Linked DNA regions of Mus musculus: regions 2, 3 and 4 are each linked to region 1. Evidence: chromatin loops called from intact Hi-C (ENCODE). Cell type or tissue: left cerebral cortex. All regions are shown on one strand.

Region 1 (2,500 bases):
TTACTGACCAAGTCACTTTACAGTCAGGGGAGGGGTGGTTTATGTAGTTTCAGATGTTGGGTTCACCAAATTCTTCCTGGCTCACTTTTCTAGAGAAAGTCTTATCGTTCTCGTTCAGGCTGTGAGTTCCTGTTAGTCACTTGAAGGATGCCTATCCAGGAATACCTTTGTGGTATTATCATGCCATGCTGAGCTTAAATGATGTAGCCAAAAGTGGCTATATAAGCGAATAGTGGAGTGTCCCGTCCAGCAGGGCCCAGTTATTCGTGGGTATGAGGGGAACAGCAAATCTGCAAGAGAAATGAGTGGGAGGGAAAGAAGAGAGGAGACCAAGGAGGATTCCTGTCAAAGTCTCCGTTTATTAGGCTGAAACGCCAGGTTATAAGCACACAGTGAGGGGAAATAGGGAGGGGCTTAGGGAGAATTAACAAAGAACAAAGAAGCAGGCATCTGGGGACATGAAGGCTGAATTCTGACTGCAGGCGGGAGGCACCCTGAGTCTTATCTCAGGAATGTAGATTCCTCCTTAACAGTCTGGGGTGTCAAGCTGGACTCAGCACATAACTCATGTCCTTGGAAGTCTTGGGAGTCAGGAAGAAATAAGGAAGAGGGGACTATAATTCAAATCTTTAGGGTCTTAGGTGTCAGGAAGGGAATAGGGAGGAGGAGGTGACAGGCTCCTAACACAAGGCCGTTTGGCTTATTAGGGTGGGAAACTGTGAAAGGCCTACTTTCTCCAACAGTGGAGAGTGAGTAAAGGAAGGCAGGAAGTGAAAGAAAGCTTCCTCTGTCCCCTTGCAGGAGTCAGCAGGGAGGCAGGGAGGCAGGAAGCCAGGTGGACACTATGGTAGAGGAGTGACTGACACCATCATTAGCTTCATGAGTTGTGCCTCCTAGCCATCCAACTATTTCTAATAACATTTTATTTTTCTCTTGATTTCCTTTCCCTTCATAAGAAAACTAAGCTCAGAGCCCAAGGTCTAATTTGGATATTTTATTATAAATAATATTCATACTATTTAAAATGGAAGTTTCTATACATATTGCTCTATTTATAAATGATTTATATTTGTGAGAAGTACATTTTTAGGTATAACCTTTAAAAACCTCATTGGAAAACAGATGCACTATTTTCTCTGACCACAAGAGGGCAATAGTGTCACGTGTAAAAAAATGCCTGTCTACCACTTTCTGAACAGATGGCACATTTGTTAGACTTCATTGGATGTATTTTTCCTTTATTGAAGCACAGGGGAATTTCACATTTTGCAGGTAGGATGGGCAAAGATAGTTAAAATTTTATACTGTATTTTTATCTCTTTGTTTATGCTGATAAAGGTAGCAAAGACAATTGATTTATCCTCCTTTGTTGCTGTTTTGAGGAATTTAGTGTGTGAACAAGCTTAGGTGAGTGCTCTCCATCACTACGACCCTGCAGAAGATGTTCTGTTGATTTTGCATTTAATTGGAAATGTCACATAGCTAATGTAAAACTCATCCTCAACCAAGCCCTCCAGTACCTCTCAGATCCTGTTGTTCCCAGGACGTCCTTGTGTTTTATCTGCCTCTGCACCTTTAAGTAGCTACAATCCAGCAAGCTTTCGGTGCGAATAATGTTGTGTGACCTTTCTTAACCCTATGATCATAGAAACTCTGAAGTGTCCCTTTCACAGATGGGCTGAATCCTGCTGGGTTCCTAATGTCCTTGCCTCCCTCTGGGTTCTTCAGCTCTTAACTCAAAGCTAATCAGCTCCCTCTTTCCAAGGTGTGATGAAGCAGAGCTTCCTGCACTGTAAAGGTAGACAGTTTTAGGATTCTTGCCTTGGGCATATGTGGTTTATCATGCTGTATTGGCCCGTGCAGGCTTTTCAAATTAGCTGTCAACACTTAAATGCAAACGGTTCTCATTAAAGACCCACATTTCTTGCATTTCTGGCAACATTGGACGATGTAGTAGTGCTAGCCTGAACAGTTGCTGTGAGTATCGGGGCAATCACCTTCTTTGTGGCTCTGTAGAGTCGCTACCCACACAGCCCCTCCCCTGCTTTGTTTCAGAAACAAAGAGAAATGCCTTGCTAATCAAATTTGAAGTTTTCGTCAAACGAAGAAAAATGGTAATTTAAACAGGGAGAGACTCATGGCTCAAGAAACTCAAGGCTAAGAGAAATAAACTGACCTCGCAAATTTCGAATTTCAGCACCTGGGAGAGCTCCATCTTTGGCCAGGGGGGCTTCAGGTTGGCTCTTGCACAAAGTGACTCACAAAGTTTCTCTCTCACCAGACCTAGGATGCATTCACTTTGTTGTCCCAGTGCCCTGCCTGGCAGGATGTGAGAGCACTCACTAGAAGGTCGGTCACGACCTAGTTTTTTTTTTTTTTTCTTATTTTTCCCGTTGCGAGTGGTGGCCCATGGAACCCCTAACAAGCATGTTGGAAAGTCACTGCCTGACTAGGCTGGGAAGAACGGGTTAGAAAAGAGCAACTGGAGTAGCAAGCTGAG
Region 2 (2,500 bases), 130 kb after region 1:
ATTTGCCTGTAGTCTCAGGGTATAGGGGCCGCAGCAGGAAAATTACACTAGAGTATTTTAGAAAAGTACAGCAGGATTAATTTGTTGTTGTTTTGTTTTGATCTATAAGCAGTTTAGATTCATACTGGCCTCTGCTGTGTGCAAGAGAGATCTACAAATAATTCATGCTTTTAATGATAGTGTCTCTCACAGTCCTCCCTATGAATGTCCTGACAGGGAAGACAAAATTGCCTTTTTTGCCACTTAGCAATGCAGGACAAAGCAGCTGACAAATGTCATGTGGAATTTCCTATCATACAAGCAGATATTCTCTGTGTCAGCAAGGGTTTGCCTATAAGATTTGAGCAGCTTCCTTCTGGTTCTTCTAGAAATGGGTTAGTTCACAGACGACAGTCTCCAGATTATTGATATAATCACAAATTGAAATGGGACTTGGAGCTTTCTGTTCACAGGAAAGCTTGCCTGGCTCTTTCTGTATTTGAAGTGATTAACGATGCTGAAGCATTGTGGGAAAATGATATGTCTATAATTATAGGAAGCCACAGGAGGGAGAAGCCATTTCTGATACTGGTCTTTGAAGCCACCCAAGTTATTTGAGTCTGAGCCATTAGGAGGGAGGTAGAAAGAAGAAAAATAAGGAAAAATATTTTTTAAAAAGAGGGAAATCAGAACATGTAGCAGGGGGACCAGTCTAGAGGACACCATATATGAGATACGTGTATGTAAGAGATAAGCAAAATGTTTGGAGCAGTAGAGAGCTAAGAGACAGCAGGAGGCACTGGCTCAGCAGTTAAGCAAAAGGATGAGAGGCCATAGAGACAATACCTGAGAATAGACAGGTTTCCCATCATTCTTCCCATGTAACCTTCCTTTCTAATATATAATGTGGAGAATATAGAAACAACGTGTCTTAGCACTTTTTTCCCTGTGTGTACACAATGACAGAAACCTTGATTTAAAAAAGAAAATTCTATGCAAGTACTGCAAACAAAACTGTGGAAAGTGAGGTTCCCTCTCCCTTTGTCTCTCTGATGAGAGACCCTTGTCTCTCTGATGTTGGTTAAAGTATAGCTCTTCATACCAGTTTAGAGAGTTTCAGACATACAGAATTTTAAAAATCATATTTAAGGCATGAGGGGGACCTCTATCACCCCTCACCCTTGGGTGTGGCATCCTGCTCAGTGTCTCTGGGCTTGCCATCTCTGCTGCCTGGAAACAGCCAGGCATAAACATTAAATGCGGTTCATTCTGAGGATGTGAAAACACAGTGACAGCCTAATTCCATTTTCGGCCGCTTGGTGCCACTCTGGCTTTATGAACCACTCAGCCATAGCCAATTGCTGGGGAACTGCTTCCTCCTCAGTTGGCTTTCTGTGATTTCAAAGACAGTCATTGTTTTGAAGAAGGTCATTTGGAGAGTTCGGTGGCAGGTGTGATTAGAATGTGTACAGCAAGTCACATTCCAGGTGCTTTGTGTGCTAACGCTTAGGTGTTATTACCAGCATTAATTATCCAAGGGACATGTAACAAGCACAGGTAGACCCTTGTCGGTTCATTTAAAAGGCAAGGCTTTGCAGAATGCAAACCCCCAGGTAGCTACCCTGGCCTTGAAGTTTAATTTTGGGATAGCTTGAGCCCACTAGGCTTGGTCTATTCATAGATGGGATTTTTATATATAAAACAAAAAGCAATTCAATATTAATTCTTCCTTAATAATAGGTTACACACACACACACACACACACACACACACACACACACACACACGTAATACTGGTCAAAAAAAAATCTTTTGTTAAGAACAGCATCCTTGCAAACAATAGATCCAGATTTCATTTGTTTTGTTTTGTTTCGACTTTGCCTCTTTGCTTGCATAAGTTTTTAGTCATCAATAAAAAGGACATTTTTTTCCCTTCAAAGAACAATATATATATCTCAAACTAGTTACATGCAGTGTTGTAAAACACTTTCACCCACACAATAAATCTTTATCTAATTCTCCACCTCCTTGTTCATCTGAAAACGAACGGGATTCCAGGAAAGAACCTGTGCCTGCCTTTTTACAGCTTGGAGACGACTTTCTGAAACGGAGGACATTGCAGTATTTAGCTGAAGGTCCTTGTGCTGTGTTTGATGGGAGCCCAGGAGGGGGTTTGCTCACTTCTAAAGATACGATTGAGAGTAGTGCTTTTCTGACTCATTAATTTGGAAAGGCAAGAGAAGGCTGCCCTTAAAAACTGTCTTTGCAATTAATTGCATGTAAAACTTCCATTCCTGTCCTACCCCGCAACACATTTATAGAAATTGCATACCTGTTTTGAGCTGATAGACTTCTGATGGCCTTCCCATCAGTGGACCTGGTTCTAGGTGAAACTCAGATGCTTGCCAAAGCCAACTTTGGGTTCCCTTTTGACTTCATTGAGTACTGTCCTTAAGTCTTAGTAGTTTTGAGTGTAATATGCTTTGATATTGGGCTTGCCAATTGGACTGTCTTTGTGTTT
Region 3 (2,500 bases), 1.7 Mb after region 1:
CTTCTATGGCAATCCCTACTTTCACCTCATCCCCTTCCCAAAAACAAATTGTGAAAGTCTAGACAAGAAGTGATCAGAGAGATCTCTTAAAAACTGTGATAGAATTCTGGGGAATGTCACCCTTCACAGTAGATATAGATAATGGACAGGGATGCAGGACAGAAAGGGCTCAGCTCTGTTTAGAGAATAGGCCACTGACTTTGACCATACCCCAACGAATATATAAATAACACAAACTGGAATTTATTTTTTTCTGAAAGGAGTATGAAGATGGCCCGGGAGACAAATGTGATAGGAGTGTATAATGCAAAATCCCCAAAGCAAAAATAAAAATATTTTGTTAGAAAAAAAACAAAAGAAAACAATGAAATGGGGGGGGGGGAGGATAGGGGAGAGACTGGGTATTGGGGAAAGAGGAGAATGTGAGAATGAGAAATATTTATAAAGGACCAAGCAAACTTAAGCTGAATTCCAGAGGTAGAAGAGAATATATAATCACTACAAATTAGATTCTGTTTTTCACCCCTCCCTAAATATAGATTTCATTTGCATCGTCATCTCATCTGCTAAATGTCATTTTTTAAATGTGAATTTTTAAATGTCAGCTAACAAGGAAGTTTGACTACTCAGTCACTCCTGTTATTCTGAATCCACTACTCTATTATTAAGGGCATTTTAGCAGTTGATTGCTGATATTTTTAATTAAGCCCTGGCTTTTGCAAATTGACTTAAAGAGATATATTTTTTTAAAAATGTGGTATGGATTATGTGCTGTATAGTTTAGTAGCATAGCCCTTTATTGGCCAAAACACATTTAGCAAATTTGTACAAAGAAATATAATTGGAATATAATTGCCAAAACCTCCACTGAGCCACAAATTACGTATTGTTATAGACCAGTATTTGGGGGTTTCGGTAAAATTTCTGCTTCAGATCGGGGCATGGATGAGAAACCTAACTCAACTTGAAAACCTCTGAAGTCTCTCTAACTCGGTAATCCTATAATTCTAGTGTCCCTTTGCGTCTGACTCCAGCAAATCATAGCTGGCTCTCTCCTCAACTCAGGCCCCTTGGATGCTCTCTAAAGGAGACTCAATTAATTGCTGTCTCCATTGTCACAATCAAATTATCTATTGTGTGAAAATCTGACTCTCTAATTAATGTTGTAGCATATGTGCATTAATCTGTCTGGCCCTGCAGTTCTCTAATGAGACACAAACTCGGTTACAAGATCTTTCTTAAGAAATAATAAACTGACTGACTCGGCAAGACACCGTCACCTAATTAATAAAATGATAACAAATTTTAAATCCCTGGGATGTGATTTTCTGCACTGAAAATTGTTTTGCCCATTTGTAAAGGGACACGAGAAAGGATGTAAATTTAGCAGTAACCTTCGACTAAACAAGCAAACAAGAGATTAGATGGAATTAATATGGCCAGAAAGAATTTCTTGCAAAGTCCAGGAAGTCTGGGAATGTGAGAAAAAGAATCTGGAGCTCAGGAAATGGTCTGGTAATAGTGACATCTAGTGGCAATGGTTCCCATGCTCCCCCATTCCTAAATGAATTCGCCAGGAAGGAAACCAGAAAAAAAAATTTCATCCAGGAAAAACAAAAAAACAAAAAAACAAAAAAACAAAAAAACCTTTTCTATTATTTTACTTTTATTAATACAAATATTCCAGTGATTAAAATATGACATTGAAAACTAGAGAATAACTATTTCACAAAATTACAGAAATGATCATCACATGGGTATTCAATGAAGACATTTTTGAAAGTGATGTAGAAGAACTGACAAGAATACAAGACAACAAGAAGAAAGGCCGCGTACTTTTGTATTTACATGCCGTTCCTTTTGACACAGGACTATGGGTTTTAATTCATAAGCTTTTGTTTTAATCTTTTGTGAATGCAATCAACCTATAATATGTGTTCTGGTAATAAACCCCCTGAATAAGTATCTCCTGGGAGAGGTACTGGGGAAAGCACTGCCAGTCTCTGACTTTCCTTCCTTCCATTGAAAGAGGTGGGCAATTTACAATAAATGTTTTACTCTGTGTTTGGAAAACCTCTACAATCTTTGTCCTGATCCTTAGACTTAAACTGTTACTTAGAAAATAGATTTTCAGCAACAAAGACTTTGCTTCAACCTCTGGCCGACCACCTAGGGACTAGGTACTAGTCTATACTATTTTGGTAATTTCATGGACTCCCATAACAAACAAATCATAAAGTGGATTCTCATGCCTGATGTTATGGGTTTTATGATTTGCCTATGGCTTTGGAGGAAGTATTGTCAGCCAAGGTGGAAAATCTTCATCTAAAAGACAGACAGGCAGACAGTCAGACAAACAGACAGATATTAAGTACAAATTTATGAGAATAGTTAATATGATTTCCCATGACTTGTTTGAACATCCTTATTGACATTGTACTATCCTCATTATCTTGCTTTCTGTTTTAATATCCCTCCTGCCTTCCATTTGACGATGTCT
Region 4 (2,500 bases), 450 kb after region 1:
AGAAGGCAAAGGTTAAAAATGTCCTGGGAAACCCCTTCGACAACATATAAAAGCCAGATCAGGAATTTTATTGTCTTTCAAGAATCATTAATTATTTACTATAACTAGTGAAGAAAAGCAAATATTTCTATGCCACATATTTATTCCTTAGGAATAAAACAATATGAGATCCATCCAGCACCAACCCATTCTGCTTGAGTGTTGAAAATTTGAAGAGCATCAATTGGTTAAAAAAAAAAAAGAATAGTATTTTCTGAGCATTCTGATTGATTGAAGGTTAAAAAGAAATTCGTCTTTTTCCTTTCCTTGGGCTTAAATCCTGTGGGGACGTCTCAAGATCTTCAAATAGTTCCCTCCAAGGGAGAAAAATTCCAGTACTTATAGCATGCCATTTCGGTGCCTGGGGACTCCCTGTCATCTCACTTTTGAAAAGTAGTTGGTGAGCTATGCAGATCACGAAGATTGGGCAATAAAAATCTACCACCATCAAGCTAAAGAAATCTATTACTCACCTCTGCTATTAATAGAGTTGGAGCTTTGATTTCACACTGCAAAAACCTAAGATTTATTTTGCTTACTTGAATCTCAAAGCTTGAGTGGTCTCCGATTTGGGAAATGTAAATCCTGCCTCCCTTTAAACTAAATAATACTTCTATTTATAACACTTGTCATAGCCTTTAGAAACCCCTTTTCCTCCTTGCACAGAAAGTGCTGTCGTATTCCTCCTCTAATGTTGCAAGCAGAATACGTTTAGATTTATTAGAGAATAGAAAAAAACTAAGAGGCAGTATCTCTGGGGTGCAGGAGTAAGCCTGGAGAACTGCTGCCCATTACAGCCTTTTACAAATGAGAAGGGGGAAAAAATCCATCTTGTTCGTTTGTAAATTCACTTGAAACCACTCTTGTCATTGAGCTGTTTGATAGCAAAAGCATGCTGTGAGTTTTGTTTTAAGACAATTCCCATTTCTCAGAATGCTCCTATTGTTTGTGTATCTATCATTTAGAAAACAAGAGGGTGACAAGAGAGGCCAAATACCAGCACACGCAGGTAATAGGCAATCCGGCTTCCAATTTTTATGTGTGAAAGAATTTCTCTGTTTAGCCGGGAACAATTAGACACAAAATGAATGTAGCCAGCCACTGGGTGGCAATGTTGCTCCATCGAGTTCTTGTGGAAAGAGCATTTTTTCTTATATTAAAAGAGAAAAGGAAATGAAGAATGATTGTGCCTTAAAGAAATTAGCATTGTCTAAATGGGAAAATTGGTTTTCCTCTTCTTCTTTGATTTCTTTTGTGTGTGTGTGTGTGTGTGTGTGTGTGTGTGTGTGTGTGTGTACACTAAACATCTCTTGACCAAGGTATAACAATTCTATATTCAAGTGCTGATATTAACTGTGTGCCTGGTGTTTCCTATGTTTCCCTTCTCATGACGCTGATTCTTTTGCCAACTCAATAAGGGGAATATTACAGGTTGGTTAACAATGCTTGAAAGAGGAGTAGAATACTAGAATAGATATTCTTGTGTTAGCTTACATTTAGAACTCTAAACCCAACACAATGGATCATGCATTTGCTGTCAGGTTTGAGAGGATGAGGTAAGAAGATCACTGTGAGTTCAAGGTCATCTTCAGCAAGTGTAAGACCTTGTTTCAAACAACCAAACAGGGAAAAAAATAAAAAAGGAAAAAAACAAATCTGGAGCTCTAAGTCTGCATTACCACTGAGGCCAGAAGAGAGAAACATAGAGCTAGAACAGACAGACCTAGAAGTAATGACAGGTATAATCGGAGATAGAATATTGATGCACATTGTCTGGTTCTGATAATGTGCATATGACCTGAATTAATTATGTACTCCTTTCTTGCTTCACTCAGTACATGCAGAGTCTTAAATAGATTACAAGAAACTGATGTCCTTAGCACCAATATTGGGTTAGAGTGACTGGTGCTAAATAGTGGAAACCAACCTGTGAAACACTCATTACTTTTTTTAAGACTCAAAACCAAAGTTAAATAGCCATTTTAGAGTCCTGAATGTTATATATGTGTGATATCCGATCTATTATGGCCATTCACCACACAAATAATGACTCATTGTCTTTTTCTACCTCCCTATGAACCTTCTAATATTCTATAACATGTGAAGTTTATTAAACATACTGGACAGTTTCTTATCACCAAGACAAAGGTTATCCCTATTGATGAAGTGAAGTTTTAATTTTATTTTCATTCACTATAGGTAAACATAAACAACCACATAGAGCTACCTTTAACTTTACTCTGCTCCACGTAGAAACCACTTTGGGAGTTGAGAAATATACCTTCTTTCCAGTTCAATAGCACTTACACATGAAGCGTTGAGAAGGTCATTATGGCTTATGAGTGTTTCCTCTAGTGTGTCGTTGCTCTAAATATTTTATACATTTAACCTTTCCAGTAAATATATGGATAAATAATCTTCTTTCCAGTGATGAGATGATGCAACTTAAATGGGAGCCAGT

The links. Peaks named below come from ENCODE experiments on the same cell type or tissue, not always from the same donor. Only the 100,000 strongest peaks of a DNase experiment are listed, where the experiment ranks them.
Region 2: it touches region 1 in a loop (3-fold over the local background); 2 of 42 quality-filtered maps call a loop at or near these places.
Region 3: it touches region 1 in a loop (11-fold over the local background); 7 of 42 quality-filtered maps call a loop at or near these places.
Region 4: it touches region 1 in a loop (7-fold over the local background); 5 of 42 quality-filtered maps call a loop at or near these places.

The regions. Positions count from the first base shown.
Region 1 is chr11:40,600,391-40,602,890 of GRCm38, reverse strand. No RefSeq gene overlaps it. Among named protein-coding and RNA genes, the nearest start is that of Gm34281, 34 kb to the right of the region's middle. In left cerebral cortex, a CTCF peak has its summit at 1,139 (motif pointing right); DNase peaks (open chromatin) are centred at 1,157, 1,586 and 2,234; H3K27ac peaks cover 238 bases.
Region 2 is chr11:40,468,318-40,470,817 of GRCm38, reverse strand. No RefSeq gene overlaps it. Among named protein-coding and RNA genes, the nearest start is that of 3110004A20Rik, 6.1 kb to the left of the region's middle. In left cerebral cortex, a CTCF peak has its summit at 1,288; a DNase peak (open chromatin) is centred at 1,294.
Region 3 is chr11:38,937,304-38,939,803 of GRCm38, reverse strand. No RefSeq gene overlaps it. Among named protein-coding and RNA genes, the nearest start is that of Gm23520, 140 kb to the right of the region's middle. In left cerebral cortex, a CTCF peak has its summit at 1,531 (motif pointing left); a DNase peak (open chromatin) is centred at 1,516.
Region 4 is chr11:40,148,144-40,150,643 of GRCm38, reverse strand. The region is part of intron 5 of Gm12132 (a long non-coding RNA gene); the gene reads right to left. Among named protein-coding and RNA genes, the nearest start is that of Gm12132, 140 kb to the right of the region's middle. In left cerebral cortex, a CTCF peak has its summit at 1,140 (motif pointing right); a DNase peak (open chromatin) is centred at 1,139.